Linked DNA regions of Homo sapiens: region 2 is linked to region 1. Evidence: chromatin loops called from intact Hi-C (ENCODE). Cell type or tissue: GM12878. All regions are shown on one strand.

The links. Peaks named below come from ENCODE experiments on the same cell type or tissue, not always from the same donor. Only the 100,000 strongest peaks of a DNase experiment are listed, where the experiment ranks them.
Region 2: it touches region 1 in a loop (2.9-fold over the local background); 28 of 110 quality-filtered maps call a loop at or near these places.

Annotation. Positions count from the first base shown.
Region 1 is chr14:71,851,029-71,859,028 of GRCh38, forward strand. No RefSeq gene overlaps it. Among named protein-coding and RNA genes, the nearest start is that of RGS6, 77 kb to the right of the region's middle. RefSeq lists enhancers at 1,146-1,647, 5,234-5,303. In GM12878, a CTCF peak has its summit at 4,584 (motif pointing left); DNase peaks (open chromatin) are centred at 4,593, 5,303 and 5,563; H3K27ac peaks cover 1,059 bases.
Region 2 is chr14:71,717,120-71,725,119 of GRCh38, forward strand. SIPA1L1 (signal induced proliferation associated 1 like 1) reads left to right here. Exons shown (of 24, transcript NM_001386936.1): 18 at 6,528-6,767; 19 at 7,551-7,716. Among named protein-coding and RNA genes, the nearest start is that of RGS6, 210 kb to the right of the region's middle. In GM12878, a CTCF peak has its summit at 4,050 (motif pointing right); a DNase peak (open chromatin) is centred at 4,092.

The DNA.
Region 1 (8,000 bases):
AGCATGTACGAGAAGCTTTCTCAAGTTTAATAGATTTCACCTGCTTCATTCTTCCATGTAGGCTCTCTCTTATCAAGTGCCTACAGTGGCTCAAGACTGAGCAAGGTGCTGTACTGGAGACAGTTTTTGGGGTGTGCAGGGTGAAGAAAGAGCTTCCAAGGGAAAGAAGTCCCTAGGTAGTTTATAATCTTATAATTCTCTTAAGTACAGGTCACTCTTTGGACTCTTCGAAGAATGGCTGGGTCCACTGTAATTGGATAGTATTTACTACAAAGAAGGTGTTTTATGTGTGTGTATGTTCAATTAACCTGGCGTCTTTTGATTTAAACTGTAAGAATGTTTTAATATTTTTTGCCCAGTCCCGTTGGTAGTCATTTTCACAGAGACAGTGACTCAGTCTGCCTCAAATGGGCCCAGGATAAACAGGTTTTGCTTAACCTTTCCATGAGCAACTTTTCAACTGTTAAAGTGTGCTAGAGTCAGATTACATGGGCTTGTGAGTCCTTTCAACATGGATAGGAAAGGAACCTCTAAGCCTCTGTTTCTTTACCTGAAACATGAGAATAGTCTTCCCCCTGCATAGAGTTAGCATGGAATTAAATGAGATGCTGCATATAAAACATTTAGTATAATTCCTGGCATGTAGTAAGCGCTCACTTATTGTCGGTTACTCTCATTATTCATCGTTCAGTAACTTACTTACTCAGTCCCTATTATGTGCAGGGTCTTTGACTTGGGTCTGAGATATTCTAATGAAAAAGCTCTCTCCTGGCCAGGCACGGTGGCTCATGCCTATAATCCCAGCACTTTGGCAGGCCGAGGTGGGCGGATTACCGGAGGTCAGGAGTTCGAGACCAGCCTGGCCAACATGGTGAAACCCCATCTCTACTAAAAACACAAAAGTTAGCTGGGTGGGATGGCGGGTGCCTATAATCCTAGCTATTCAGGAGACTGAGGCAGGAGAATCGCTTGAGCCCAGGAGGTGGAGGTAGCAGTGAGAGAGGATTGCGCCACTGAACTCCAGCCTGGGCGACAGAGCAAGACTCTGTCTCAAAAAAAAAAAAAAAAAAAAAAAAAAAGGAAAAGAAAAAGAAAAAACTATCTCCCTGCACTACAGTCTAAAGGAAGGGTTGGCAAACTTTTTCCATTAAGAGCCAGATGGTAAATATTTCAGACTTTGTGGGCCATATGGTCTCTCTTGCAACTGCTCAACTCTGATGTTATAGCTCAAAAGCAGTCACATACAAGACATTAACAAATGGGTATGGCTTTGTTCCAATAGTTTACAAACCCCTGTTCTAGAGGGAAGACAGATATTCAAAGAAACCATTGCAATACAGTGTGGTAAGTGTTACCACACTTAGATAGAGGAAGTGGGGAATGATCTAGCCTGTCACCACTCATTGTGCAGTCTTTAGACAAGCTGCATTGACATCACCAGGGAGCCTGTGAGGAATGCAGATCCTCACACCTCATCCCAGAACTGTGGAATCAGAGTCTGCATTTAACAGACTGAATTTTTTGCCCAGTCCCATTGGTAGCCATTTTCCATATGATGCAAAAACTCTTGATAAATATAGTAATCAATACGCACACTAGGATCACAATCAAAGGGCTTAACAAAAGAAGCTCTGACAGAGGGCTACGTTATACCAGCAAGAATATCTCATTTGAAAGCTGAAGGACAAGCAGAAGATTTTGGGGCAATGTATGGGCCAGGGGACATCTTTTAGGCAGAAAGTACAGCAAGTACCGAGATGTGGAGGTGAGGAAGAACACAGTTGAAGAACTCAAGAAATTAGAGAACCTTGCTGGCAGTAAGTTGGTAACACTACTCTAGGCTAGAAGAAATTTAAGCAACATAACAGTCAAATGCAGTGACCTGATTTTGTTTAGGTCCTGTTTTGAAGAAACCAATTATAAAAAGACATTTTTGAAACAATTGATTTTTTTTTTTTTTTTTTTTTTTTTGAGACAGAGTCTTGTTCTGTCACCCAGGCTGGAGTGCAATGGCATGATCTCGGCTCACTGCAACCTCTGGCTCCCAGGTTAAAGTGATTTTCCTGCCTCGGCCTCCCAAGTAGCTGGAACTACTAGCTTCCGCCACCATACCCGGCTAATTTTTGTATTTTTAGTAGAGACGGGGTTTCACCATGTTGGCCAGGCTGGTCTCGAACCCCTGACCTCAAATGATCCACCTGCCTCGGCCTCCCAAAGTGCTGGAATTACAGGCATGAGCCACCATGCTCAGCCGAAAATTTGAATATAAAGTGAGTATTAATACCACTGATTGTGATAAAGGTTTTGTGTTTATACATAAAAAGTCTATTAGAGAGATATATGGAAGGACTTTGGGGTGAAATGGCCTGATGACAGGGATTTTAAGAAATATTCACAAAAAAAGAAGGCTGACCAAAAGGAAGACATGAAGCAACTGGAGCAAAAAGTGAATAATTGTTGAATCCAAGGATGGGTGTATTGAGTTTTTTTATATTATTCTCTTTTCTTTTGTGTACTTTTGAAAACTTTCTTAATAAAAAAGTTAAGGAAGAATGTTGGACTGCATCAAGTCTCTTGTCTCTGCTTTTATGTGAAATTCAGCTCATGATTAATCCATCCCAAGAGCTGTGTACAAAGCAATATTTTCCATCTTTGAAGACAATTTAGAAGTCCTTGACAGGAGGTCACTCTGAGCCCAGTGGATCTACGTGCATTTCCTTTTATTGGAAAGAGCGGAAGAGCAGTGGCTTCAAGGAAGTTTTACTCCATTTCTTTTTTCTTTCTTTTTTTTTTTTTTTTTTTGAGACTGAGTCTTGCTCTGTCACCAGGCTGGAGTGCAGTGGTGCTATCTTGACTCACTGTAACCTCTGCCTCCCGGGTTCAACCAATTTTCCTGCCTCAGCCTCCCGAGTAGCTGGGACTACAAGCATGCGCCACCACGCCCAGCTAATTTTTTTTGTATTTTTAGTAGAGACGGGGTATCACCATGTAGACCAGGATGGTCTGAATCTCTTGACCTCATGATCCACCAGCCTCGGCTTCCCAAAGTGCTAGGATTACAGGCGTGAGCCATTTCTTAAAGCAGATGTGTCTGAGCTGGGGGATGAGGGTCTCTCATCCCAGCCCAGACCCTCATCCAGGACCCCCGCTTCCCCCGTACTAAAGGCGCAGCTAGGACTGCAGCTTGCTGAACAGTGTACTGCAATGGACCCGAGAAGAATGCGCACCTTTGTGCTCCTGGTTTGGAATCAAGTATATGCAGTAGTGGCCTTCGATGGTGAGGATTACAGATTTTTTTCATGAGGAACACATATTATATCTCTGAAAGAATCAGTAATAAGGAAATTAGGACAATAAGGAGCAGATCATTTTGGACCCACTATTTACCAGCTCTGTAGCCTTGAGAAAGTTACGAGGTCTCTTGAGGTCTCATTTCATCATCTGTAAAATTATTTAACCTACTCGATTGGGTTGCTGTGACAAATTTAATGAGATAACATGTATAGTCTTGATCTCATCGCAAGCTATAAGAAGTGATACACAAATGTCAGTTGCATTTTTCCTGAGCTGGACTTCCTAGTATTCTCTCCTATTTCATAGGTGGCTTTTTAAGCTTATCTTACCTCTGAGCTTCACATTTGTTTGGTGCTGAATTAGAATTTCCATGTGGTGGTCCCTGAATTTTACTGCTCCCCCAGCACCCTGTCTTTTTCTCTCATGCTGAAAGTAGCCTTTTAACATTTGCCTTTTAACCTGGGTCTTCCTTCTTTTTGCCTGGAATGGTTGTTTTTTTGTTTGTTTGTTTTTGAGATGGAGTCCCACTGCAAACTCTGCCTCCCGAGTTCAAGTGATTTTCCCTCCTCAGACTCCTGAGTAGTTGGGATTACAGACGCCCACCACCAGGCCCAGCTAATTTTTGAATTTTTAGTAGAGATAGGATTTCACCATGTTGACCAGGCTGATCTTGAACTCCTGATCTCAAGTGATCTGCCCGCCTTGGTCTCCCAAAGTGCTGAGACTACAGGCATGAGCCACTACACCCAGCCTTCTGCCTGGGATGTGGATGTGATTCCCAGAAGTGCAGCTGCCATCTTGCCACCATGAGGTAACCTAAGGGTGTCAGAGCAGAAGGATAAAAGGAGCTTACGTCCTTCATGGCAGTGTGGGACTATACTAGAGCTTGACTACTCACCAAATCTCACCTTGAAAGAACACACACTTTAAAATTTAAAACTCCAATTGTCTCTAAAATAAGAAAGAAAGAAAGAAAATAGGTTCAGGTGAGGAAGTATGGCAGAATGTTGATAATGATGAATCTGGGGAATGGACATATTGGTTCACTATACTTTTCTCTTTAATTCTGTGTGTGTGTGTTTGAAATTTTTCATGACAAAAATTTAAAAGAAAATTGAACTTCACCAAATTTCTTATCTTGATTATTATGTGAAGCTCCAGGTTCTAATCAAGCTCTTCCAAGGGCAGAGGACAATGATTTTCCTGTTGGCCAACTTTTCATTGGCTGCATCCCAATACCCCAGGCTTGCCTCAATATTCCTGCTGTGCTGCTGCCCCCTGCTGGCCTCTGCCATTTTGTGTGCCTGAAGATAAGCTTCCCCCCATGTCAGAGGGCTGTGAGCTCCCTCCACTGAAGAAGGTTTTTAAAGATTAGACTCTTGATTTTAGATGATGTTTAATAAATGAATGTCCCTTCTATTCCCAAATTCTTAATGCCTGATTTTTAAAAAGCATGATGGGCATGTGGGGAGATACAAGAGACACAGAAGCCTCTGCCTTTGCGGTTCATTTTGTAGGAATGAGGATTCATAAAATGTACCACCCCCCATTCTGTCTCAACTGATGCCCCATCCCTCCTTCCATTTTCATCCTTCCAATTTCTTCATTCTCTGTTTGATGGACATGTTATAGGAAATATGTTTCAGAAATACCATCTTTTTAGTTTTTATTTAATCTTAGATTTCCTGAGTGTGATGCTGGAGAAATATTTGTAAACAAAATACCTACTTCAGATGGACCAGAAGAGAGAAAGGACTGGTACAGGTTGCTGAAGACAACCTTGACTGTGTTTTTAAGGTGTGCCCACGTCTGCTAACCCCAGGGAACTATTGAACACAACATATTTGACTGGTTTGCTGATTTCCAGAACAGCCAATAGTAGTGTAACTGAGCAGAGAAACAATGCTGTTAGAAGGGGCACGGTGAGAGTGAGATCGGCCCTTCGGTTTGCGTGGGAGCTGGGTGAAGCTGGTGACTGCTGGCTTTCCCCCGCTTCCCTGACAACCTGCATGACTCAGCAGAGGCAGCCATAATCCTGCTAGGTACACTACTCTATTGACCTTGCAACATCACCCCCATACCCCACAGCAGCCACAGCAAGACCTGCCCAAGGAGAGTCTGATCTCAGACATGCTTAGCCCTGCCCCGACCTGATGGGCCTTTCCTATGCACCCTGGTAGCTGAAGACAAAGGGCATATACTCTTGGGAGTTTTAAGGCCCCGCCCACTGCCATTTTCTCTCAATACTACCACAGCTGATGCTTTCTGGAAAGCACCACCTCCTGGCAGTAGGCCAACCAGCACAAAAATAGAACATTAAACCACCAAAGCTGACAACCTCGTAGAGTCCATTTCACCCCCTGCCACCTCCATGGGAACAGGTACTGGTATCCACACTGAGAGACCCATAGATGATTCACATCACAGGACTATGTGCAGACAATCCCCAGTACCAGCCCAGAGCCGGGTAGACTTGCTAAGTGGCTAGACCCAGAAGAGAGATAACAATCACTGCAGCTTGGCTCACAGGAAGCCACATGCATAGGAAAAGAGGAAGAGTACTACATCAAGGCAACACCCCATGGGACAAAAGAATCTGAACAACAGCCCTCAGCCCTAAACCTTCTCTCTGACAGAGCCTACCCAAATAAGAAGGAACCAGAAAACCAACTCTGGTAATATGACAAAACAAGGCTCTTTAACACCCCCCAAAAATCACTCTTGCTCACCAGCAGTGGATCCAAACCAAGAAGAAGAAATCCCTGATTTACCTGAAAAACAATTCAGGAGGTTACTTATCAAGCAATCAGGGACGCACCAGAGAAAGGCAAAGCCCAATGCAAGGAAATACAAAAAACGATGCAAGAAGTGAAGGGAGAAATATTCAAGGAAATAGATAGCATAAAGAAAATCAACCAAAACTTCAGGAAATATTGGACACACCTATAGAAATCCAAAATGCTCTGGAAAGTCTCAGCAATGGAATTGAATAAGTAGAAAAAGAAATTCAGAGCTCGAAGACAAGGTCTTGGAATTAACCCAATCCAACAAAGACAAAGAAAAACAATAAGAAAATAAGAACAAAGCCTCCAAGAAGTCTGGGATTATGTTAAGGGAACAAACCTAAGAATAATCAGTGTTCCAGAGGAAGAAGAGAAATCTAAAAGTTTTGAAAACATATTTGGGGGAGTAATCGAGGAAAACTTCCCTGGCCTTGCTAGAGACCTAGACATGCAAATAAAAGAAGCACAAAGAACAGCTGGGAAATTCATCGCAAAACGATCATCATCTAGGCATATTGTCATCAGGTTATCTAAAGTTAAGACAAAGAAAATAATTTTAAGAGCTGTGAGACAAAAACACTCAGGTAACCTATAAAGGAAACCTATCAGATTAACAGCAGATTTCCCAGCAGAAACCCTGCAAAGCTAGAAGGGATTGGGGCCCTATCTTCAGCCTCCTCAAACAAAACAATTATCAGCCAAGAATTTTGTATCCAGCAAAACTAAGCAACATATATGAAGGAAAGATGCAGTCTTTTTCAGACAAACAAATGCTGAGAGAATTCGCCACTACCAAGCCACCACTATAAGAACTGCTAAAAGGAGCTCTAAATCTTCAAACAAATCCTGGAAACACATACAAACAGAAACTCTTTAAAGCGTAAATCACACAGAACCTATAAAACAAAAATGCAAGTTAAAAAGCAAAAACAAAAAAAAAACCGAGGTATGCAAGCAACAAATAGCACAATGAATGCAATGGTACCTCACATCTCAATACTAACATTGACTGTAAATGGCCTAAATGTTCCACTTGAAAGATACAGAACTGCAGAATGGATAAGAACTCACCAACTAACTCTCTGCTGCCTGCGGGAGACTCACCTAACACATACGGACTCACATAAACTTCAAGTAAAGGGGTGGAAAAAGGTATTTCACTCAAATGGACACCAAAAGCGAGCAGGGGTAGCCATTCTTGTATCAGACAAAACAAACTCTAAAGCAACAGCAGTTAAAAGAGACAAAGAGGGACATTATATAATGGTAAATGGCCTTGTCCAACAGGAAAATATCACAATCCTAAACATATGTACACCTAACACTGGAGCTCCCAAATTTATAAAACGATTACTAATAGACCTAAGAAATGAGATAGACAGCAACACAATAATAGTGGGGGACTTCAATACTCCACTGACAGCAGTAGACAGGTTATTGAAACAGAAAGTCAACAAAGAAACAATGGTTTTAAACTATACCTTGGAACAAATAGACTTAACAGATATAAACAGAACATTTCATCCAACAACCACAGAATACACATTCTATTCAACAGTGCATGGAACTTTTTCCAAGATAGACCATATGATAGGCCATAAAATGAGTCTCAATAGATTTAAGAAAATTGAAATTATATCAAGTACTCTCTCAGACCACAGTGGAATAAAACTGGAAACCAACTCCAAAAGGAGCCTTCAAAGTCATGCAAATACATGGAAGTTAAATAACCTGTTCCTGAATGAGCATTAGGTCAAAACCAAAATCCAGATGGAAATTAAAAAATTATTCAAACTGAATGACAATAACGATACAACCTATCAAAACCTCCAGGGTATAGCAAAGGTGGTGCTAAGAGGAAAAGTTCGTAGCCCTAAATGCCTACATCAAAAAGATTGAAAGAGCACAAACTCATATTCTAAG
Region 2 (8,000 bases), 130 kb before region 1:
AATTTCCTGACCTCATGATCCACCCACCTCGGCCTCCCAAAGTGCTGGGATTACAGGTGTGAGCCACTGCGCCCGACCTCTTTTATATGGGGTATCATGTACTTGTGTATCCTCTCTTCCTTTTCAAAATTAATATCCTGACATGACCAGACAGAATCTAAGGTTGTTCCTTTTTAGGAAAGGAGAAATGCCCTATAGCTTATAGAAAAATTAAAGTTAGTAGTTTCTTCATGTAGAATTTAGAGACAACTTGAGTAAATTTCTAGTGATTCCAATTTGGCCATACTCAGTTAAACTCACTTCTTATACATTGAGAAAAGTAACATATTGCAGTTATTATTTCCTGTTACATCTAATGCTCTTTTCCTTTTGTTAGATATTATTGGTTCATTCCCTTCTTACGTAATTCCTATGACAAGATTTAACTCTCTGTGAGTAAAATGAAATTGCAGCCTATTAAATTAACATGAAATTTCCAGGATAATGAAAGAGCCCAGCCACACAGCTCCCCTTAAAAATTATGAAGCTGATAGCTTCATGGTAGTTGTATTGTAATTTAATCTACTTCAGAGATTCTTAGGTGAAGTGTATGGGTGCACATCCCTTGACGCAGTCTCAGGCCAGTGGGTTGGTCAGCTGCAAGGAGCCCACCCACAGCTGTGCCCAGAGACAGACTCATTTTAGAGTGGGAGGAGTTGAGGGGCTAATGCAGTATTTCTTCAACCCAAAAAAACATGAGAATACTTTGGAAGTGTGTTAAAATACAGATTTCTGGGGCTCTGGAAGATCTAACACAAGCCCAGGATTCCCCAGTTACATCAGTACCTACAGGTGGCCATGTTCTGTGGCTTGAGAAACACTGCTGCCGCGACTTCACCTTCTTCACCTAGACAATATGGAACTGGATTTTGACCGTCATAACAATGTGTGTAATTCAACTGGATGAGAGTGAGCAGTAGGCCTCAGTTGGTGTGAACACTTGGAGGACATTTTACCTAATCTTCCAGGCATCATTCCTCCTTTACTAAATTAAATATCTAGGATTGGGACACAAGAAAGTATGCTTTAGAAGAGCTCCCAGGTGACGCTCACAGGCCCACTGAATTAGAGGCCCTGTGTACTGAAGTGCACAGCTTCATGCTGTGAGTTGTGTGCATTAAAGAAGAAAGCCATACCAGTGAATTGTTCATTTGTTTCTCTCATAACCTTTGTGCCTAAATCTAATCAATTAAATGGGGCTGTCTCAATTAGAACCACTAGTGAAAAGAAGTGCACTGGCATTTCACACCTGGGAGCTAGTGTCAGCCCATTGTGTTCATAGATAAAACCAAGGATCGGGGTTGATCTTATTTAACCAGTTATCCTTTTAAGAATACATGTGAAAGCCAGGTGTGGCAGTGAGCACTTGTAGTCCTGGCTACTTGGGGGGCTAAGGTGGAAGGATCGCTTAAGCCCAGGAGGCTGAGGCTATAGTGAGCTATGATTGCACCACTGCACTCTAGCCTGAGCAATGGAGCAAGACCCTGTCTCAAAAGCAAAAACAAAAATTAAGAAAATAATAGCCTTATTTTGTCTGTTTTGGGACTTTATATAATATAAATAGAATCATACTATCTGCATTAATTTGTGCCCTGTGTCTTTAAGTCAACATTATGTTGCTAAGATTTATCCATGTGTTGCAGGTAACATTAGCTTTTCTCCATGGCTATGTTATAGTTACAGTGTGAGAATATAGCAGCTCATTTGTCCACTATACTGTTGATGAACATTTGGATTGTTTCCAATTTTGGATATTCAGAATCTTTGCTTTTTTTTTTCCTCTTCTTTTTATTTTTTTGAGATAGAGTCTCATTTTGTCACCCAGGCTGGAGTATAGTGGTGTGAACTTGGCTCACTGCAGCCTCAACTTCCTGAGCTCAAGCAATCCTCCCACCTCAGCCCCCCAAGTAGCTGGGTCTACAGGCACATGCCACCACACCTGGCTAATTTTTTTTATTTTTTATGGAAACAGGGTTCGCCATATTGCCCAGGCTGGTCTCAAACTCCTGAGCTCAAGTAATCTGCCCGTCTCAGCCTCCCAAAATGCTGGCATTACAGGTGTGAGCCACTGCACCCAGCCAATATTAAGAATTCCTGTACATGTCCTTTTGTACACATACATATATGTTTCTTTTGAGTTTCTGGGAATGCAATATCCATGTCAAGAATATACATATGTTCAACTTAGTAGGGTCTCTGAACTAGTTTTCCGAAGTGGTCATAACAAGTAGCACTCCCACCAGCAGTGTATGAGAGCTCTAGTGCTTCGCATCCTTGCCAGCACTTGATATTATAAGTCTTTTAATGTAACCATTCTGGTAGGTGTGTAATGGTCCTTCATTGTGGTTTTAATTTACATTTTCCTAGTAACCGATGATGTTGAGCACCAGTGTTTATTGACCTAGGCTCACTGCAACTTCCACCTCCCAGGTTCAAACAGTTCTCTGGGCTTAGCCTCCCAAGTAGCTGGGACTACAGGTGTGCACCACCACACCCAGCTATTTTTGTGTTTTTAGTAGAGACAGGGTTTCATCATGTTGGCCAGGCTGGTCTCAAATTCCTGACCTCAGGTGATCTGCCTGCCTTGGCCCCCAAAGTGCTGGGATTACAGACATGAGACACTGCACCTGGCCTATTGTGGGACTTTTTAATATCAAAATAGCTTCAAATTTACCGAAAAGTTGCAAAGATAGAGTTCCCATACACCCCTCACCAAGTTTCCCGTGTTGGCATCATCTTACATTAGTGTAGTACATTTATTATAGCTTGAGAATCAATATTCCTTCAGCACTGTAAATATGTTATCCCCCACTCTGTGGGCCTGTAAGGTTTCCACCAGGAAGTTTGCTGCCAGATGTATTGGAGCTCCCTTTTATTTTATTTGCTTCTTTTTTCTTGCTACTTTCAGATATCCTTTCTTTATCCTTGACCTTTGAGAGTTTGATTAATATATGCCTTGAAGTAGTCTTATTTGGGTGGGATCTTTTTGGAGTTCTGTGACCTTCTTGTACCTGGATATTTATATCTTTCTCCAGGTTTGGAAATGTTCATTATTCTTTTGAATAAACTTTGTGCCCCGATCTCCTTCTCTCGCTACATCCTCTTTAGGGCCAATAATTCTTAGATTTACCCTTTTGACAGGACAGGCATGGTGGCTCATGCCTGTAATCCTAGCACTTTGGGAGGCCAAGGCTGGCAGATCACTTGAGGTCAGGAGTTTGAGACCATCCTGGCCAACATCGTGAAATTCTGTCTCTACTAAAAATACAAAAATTAGCTGGGCATGGTGGCGGGTGCCTGTAATCACAGCTACTTAGGAGGCTGAAGTAGAAAACCTGGGAGCAGAGGTTGCAGTGAGCCAAGATAGTGCCACTGCACTCCAACCTGGGTGGAGACTGTCTAAAAAAAAAAGAAAAACAAATTTACCCTTTTGAGGCTATTTTCTAGCTCTTGTAGGCATGTTTCATTCTTATTCTTTTTTCTTTTTTCTACTGTGACTGTGTATTTTCATGTAGCCTGTCTTGAGCTCACTAGTTCTTCCTTCTGCTTGATCAATTCCGCTGTTGAGAAACTGATACATTTTTCACTTTGTCAATTGAATTTTTCAACTCCAGAAATTCTGCTTGATTTTTAAATTACTATTTCAATCTCTTTGATCTCTTTGTTAAATTTTTGATAGAATTCAGAATTCCTTCTATGTGATATCTTGAAGTTTATTGAACTTGCTCGAGGACAGGTATTTTGAATTCTCTGTCTGAATTCTGTGTCACTCTGGGATTGGTCACTGATGCCTTATTTGGTTCATTTGATGAGGTTATGTCTTCCTGGATGTTCTTGATGCCTGTGTACATTCATCAGTGTCTGAGCATTGAAGAGTTAGGTATTTATTCCAATCTTGGCAGCCTGGGCTTGTTTGTACCCGTCCTTCTGGAAAAGGCTTTCCGTGTATTCAAATGGGACTGTTGTGATCTTAGTTTGTGGTCACTGTAGATGTATCAGCACTAGGGGGCACCCTAAGTCCAGGAACGCTTTGACTCACCAACTCCAAGAAGCACTGCTTTGATGGGCTTGGACAGGATAAGGGAGAATTCTCTGGGTTGCTAGGCAATGTCTCTCTCTCTCTCTTCCCTCTCAGGAGTCTCTCTCTGTGCTGGGTTGCCTAGAGTTGGGGAAGGTGATTCAAGCACTCCCATGGCCACCACAGCTGGCACTGCACAGGGTCAGACCTGAAGATAGCACGGTACGGGGTCCCACCCAAGGCCCGTGGTGACTGCTGTCTGGCTACCACCAATGATTACTCAAGGCCCAGGGGCTGGTTAGTCAGCAGGTGGTGAATCCTGCTGGGTCTGGGCTTTTCGCTTCAGGGCAGCAGACTCTCTTCTGGCCCTGGGTGGGTCTGGAACGCCACTCAGGAGCAAAGTTCTGGAATCGAGGGCTTCAGGATTCCACCTGCTTTATTTTCCTGTGGATGAGCTGCTACTCAGGTTGTAAGACAAAGCCCTCTGTAGTCTTTCCTTTCCTTTCCCTAAGTGGAAGGAGCCTCTCCCCAAACTTCCCTGCCTGGAGTTGGAGGACTGGTGGTGTAGGCATTCCCTTGGCCACCATGGCTGGTGTCACATGGGGTCATGTGCACCCCAAGTCCACTTCTTCTTAAACCAGTGCAGCTCTGGGGCTTGTTCAAGGACTGCAGTCCCTGTGGCCTGACTGCCACTCATATGTATTCAGGGCCCCAGGCCACCTTGGTCAGCTGGTGGCAGAACCAGCTGGGACTCAGCTTCCTCCCACTCTGGCTGAGAATTCCCCTCTGGCCCAGAGCTGGTCTAAATGCTCTGTCCGTGGGTGCCAGCAGAATTCTGCTCAGTGTTGTGCTCTGCTGTAACAGGCCAGCAGTGAGTTCCAATGCAAAGTCCCACACCCTCTCCCTCTCTGACGTGCACAGATTCTCTCTCCAAGCTGCTGTGCCAGGGGTGGGGGAGGGAGCATAGGCGATGCAGGACCATCTTTCCCACCCTCTTCAGTGGTTCTTTCCCCTTGATATGATGTGACAAGCAGGTATTGTGATCACTCACCTGATTTTGGATTCTTATGAAGGTGCTTTTTTGTGTGGATAGTTGTTCAATTTGGTGTTCCTGTGGAGGCACAGTTGTTAGAGGGTTCTATTCAGTTATCTTCCTCCCCAAGTCAATATTGATACAGTATTATTAACTAGAGTCTGTACTTTATTTAGGTCAGGACGATTCATTTTTGACAAATGAAAGTGCCATCGAGGAACGCTTTGGGACCACATACTGTTAATTAAACCTCAAGTAAAAATAACTGAAAGTCTGTTGTAGCAAGAGTCAGCCATCTTTGGTCTCACCCCATGCTGGAGAACTCAGAAAGGCTCAAATAGTGTGGTCCTGTGAGACCACTGGGCAGGAAGTATGAAAATCCTACAGTTAAAGGCCTTCCACTTTTAACATGAGTTTTAGTCAACTAAAACTCTCATCCCTTATTTTGAAAATCTTGCCTTTTTCTGCTCTGGAACTCTTGAAACCCCAGAGTTTTGGACTCTTTAGTCATGCAGACTTTAGTTGTATAATCTTTTTTATTTTTGAGATGGAGTCTCACTCTGTCACCTAGGCTGGAGTGCAGTGGCGTGATCTTGGCTCACCACAACTTCTGCCTCCCGGGTTCAAGCGATTCTCTTGCCTCAGCCTCCCAAGTAGTTGGGATTACAGGCACACACCACCATGCCCAGCTAATTCTTGTATTTTTAGTAGAGACAGGGTTTCGCCATGTTGGTCAGGCTGGTTTCGAACTCATGACCTCAGATGATCCACCAGCCTCAGCCTCCCAAAGTGCTGGGATTACAGGCGTAAGCCACCCCGCCCAGCCCTAGTTTTGTAATCTTTAACCAATGTTGCCCTAGTTTTGTAATCTTTAACCGATGTTTGAAATACATCGACCAGCAGCTTCCAGAGCCAATAGGAATGCCAGCTGCCATGGGGAAGGAGCACTCACTGTGCCCCTTGGCCTTGGATGTGAGTCTGAAGAGCCATAGCCCTGCTTGAGTCTCCTCTCCCCTCCTCAGCTTGGTCCCAGAGAGCATCACCACAATCCCTAGTTGTGAGGAAAGCAAGACAGAGGCATGGAGACGGTAGACCTTTTACTTCTCTTTCTTCTGTCTCTTGCCACTGCCAGACTTCCGTGACAAACGTCAGTGGTGCCAATGTGAAAAAAGTGAAAAAAGTTGAAAGTGTCCCTGACAGTCTTAAGTATTTTTACTTTTTAAAGTGCAGACTAAGCCCTAGTGGTCATCTGTCACTTTGAGAGCAGACATTTAAATTATGATGAGAAAGCCAGGAAGGCCAGCCAGGCATCGCTGTTAATAGTTCATGAAAAATTCACTGTTGTTCAACCCAGCCATCACCCGTACCCCGGACAGCACTTTTATAGCTGACATAATGATCCTGAGATACACATGTCTTTGCCCTGCTTCTCCTCAGTACCATGAGCTCCCGACACTCTGCCAGCCCAGTGGTTTTCACCAGTGCCCGGAGTTCACCTAAAGAAGAGCTTCATCCAGCTGCCCCCTCACAGCTCGCACCATCCTTCTCCTCCTCTTCCTCCTCCTCCTCTGGTCCTAGGAGTTTTTACCCTCGCCAGGGCGCTACTAGCAAGTACCTGATTGGATGGAAAAAACCCGAAGGAACCATAAACTCCGTGGGATTTATGGACACGAGAAAGTAAGAGTTACTTTCCTTCCCTTGCTGGTGGCTTGCTTTTAACAGGACAGAGAATAGAAAAGCTTGGCGTGATCTCTTACAACAAAAGAGGCCGGGCTAGGGGGTTGGCAGGAGTTGGTCTGTTGGTGGGATTATGATTTTTTTTCCTAAGTAATATTTTCTTAAATTATTTCTCTGCCTCATTCCTTAAATAAGATTTATTGCAAAATGTTAGGATTTGAGAATCTTAGATCTTGAAAAGAGTGTGTTTGAAGGATACACTTCAGAATAATTGCCCCTCTGGTGCTAAGACCATACTAGTCCCTTTGATTATATTAATCACAGCCTTCCTGTGTAATTCTTAACTAGGCCAGTAGGCACCAGAGGGAATATTACAAAGTGAGTGAGTACCCCTGAAAATAAAGGACTTTTTGACAAGGTAGTACATCAAAAAATTAAATGATTCATTCAATTATTTTGTTTTCGTTTGTGCAAAGGTTGCATTTTGGATGTATACCCTGTGGTCGTTTAGTAAATCTGTTGCTAATTTTGGCTTAGTAAAACTAATAGCTTTATTTAAAAGAGTGACTTATTCATCAGATTTTATTTTGTGTTTCAAATTGGTTTTGTTTCTTCAGTAAGCGTTTATATGAGTAGATTCGCATATAAACAGAAGTAATTATCTGTTTCTCCACATAATATTTCTCTATTGACTTATATTGACTTACATCCTTTAGAGCCCATCATGCCCTTGAGCCAGCCTTGTTGAGTTGGTATCTATCATCTCTTCCCTTTTTTGTCCAGGCGTCATCAGAGCGATGGCAATGAAATAGCCCACACCAGGCTGCGTGCCTCAACCAGAGACCTCCGGGCATCTCCTAAGCCAACCTCCAAGTCCACCATTGAAGAAGATCTAAAGAAACTAATTGATCTTGAAAGCCCAACTCCTGAATCACAGAAGAGTTTTAAGGTACAAGACAGAGCTCAGGGTAGATGGCAATTAGAAACAAGCCAGACATGATGGGGCTATTAACCATAGTCACACTTTCCAGAAAGTGTTGGTTACTGGCTGCTCTTCACTAAGTCTCACTTCCTGCTATCATCCCATTTCCCTGATAACTGGTCCACAGTGTTTGACAGTGCTCTGTCCCTGCAGCCACATCTCATTAGTCATGGTTTCTATTACCTGGTCCTACCCCTACAGCTGTTTATTCTTCTGCTGTGTCCTGCTCAGAGTGCATGATTCCCTGAACA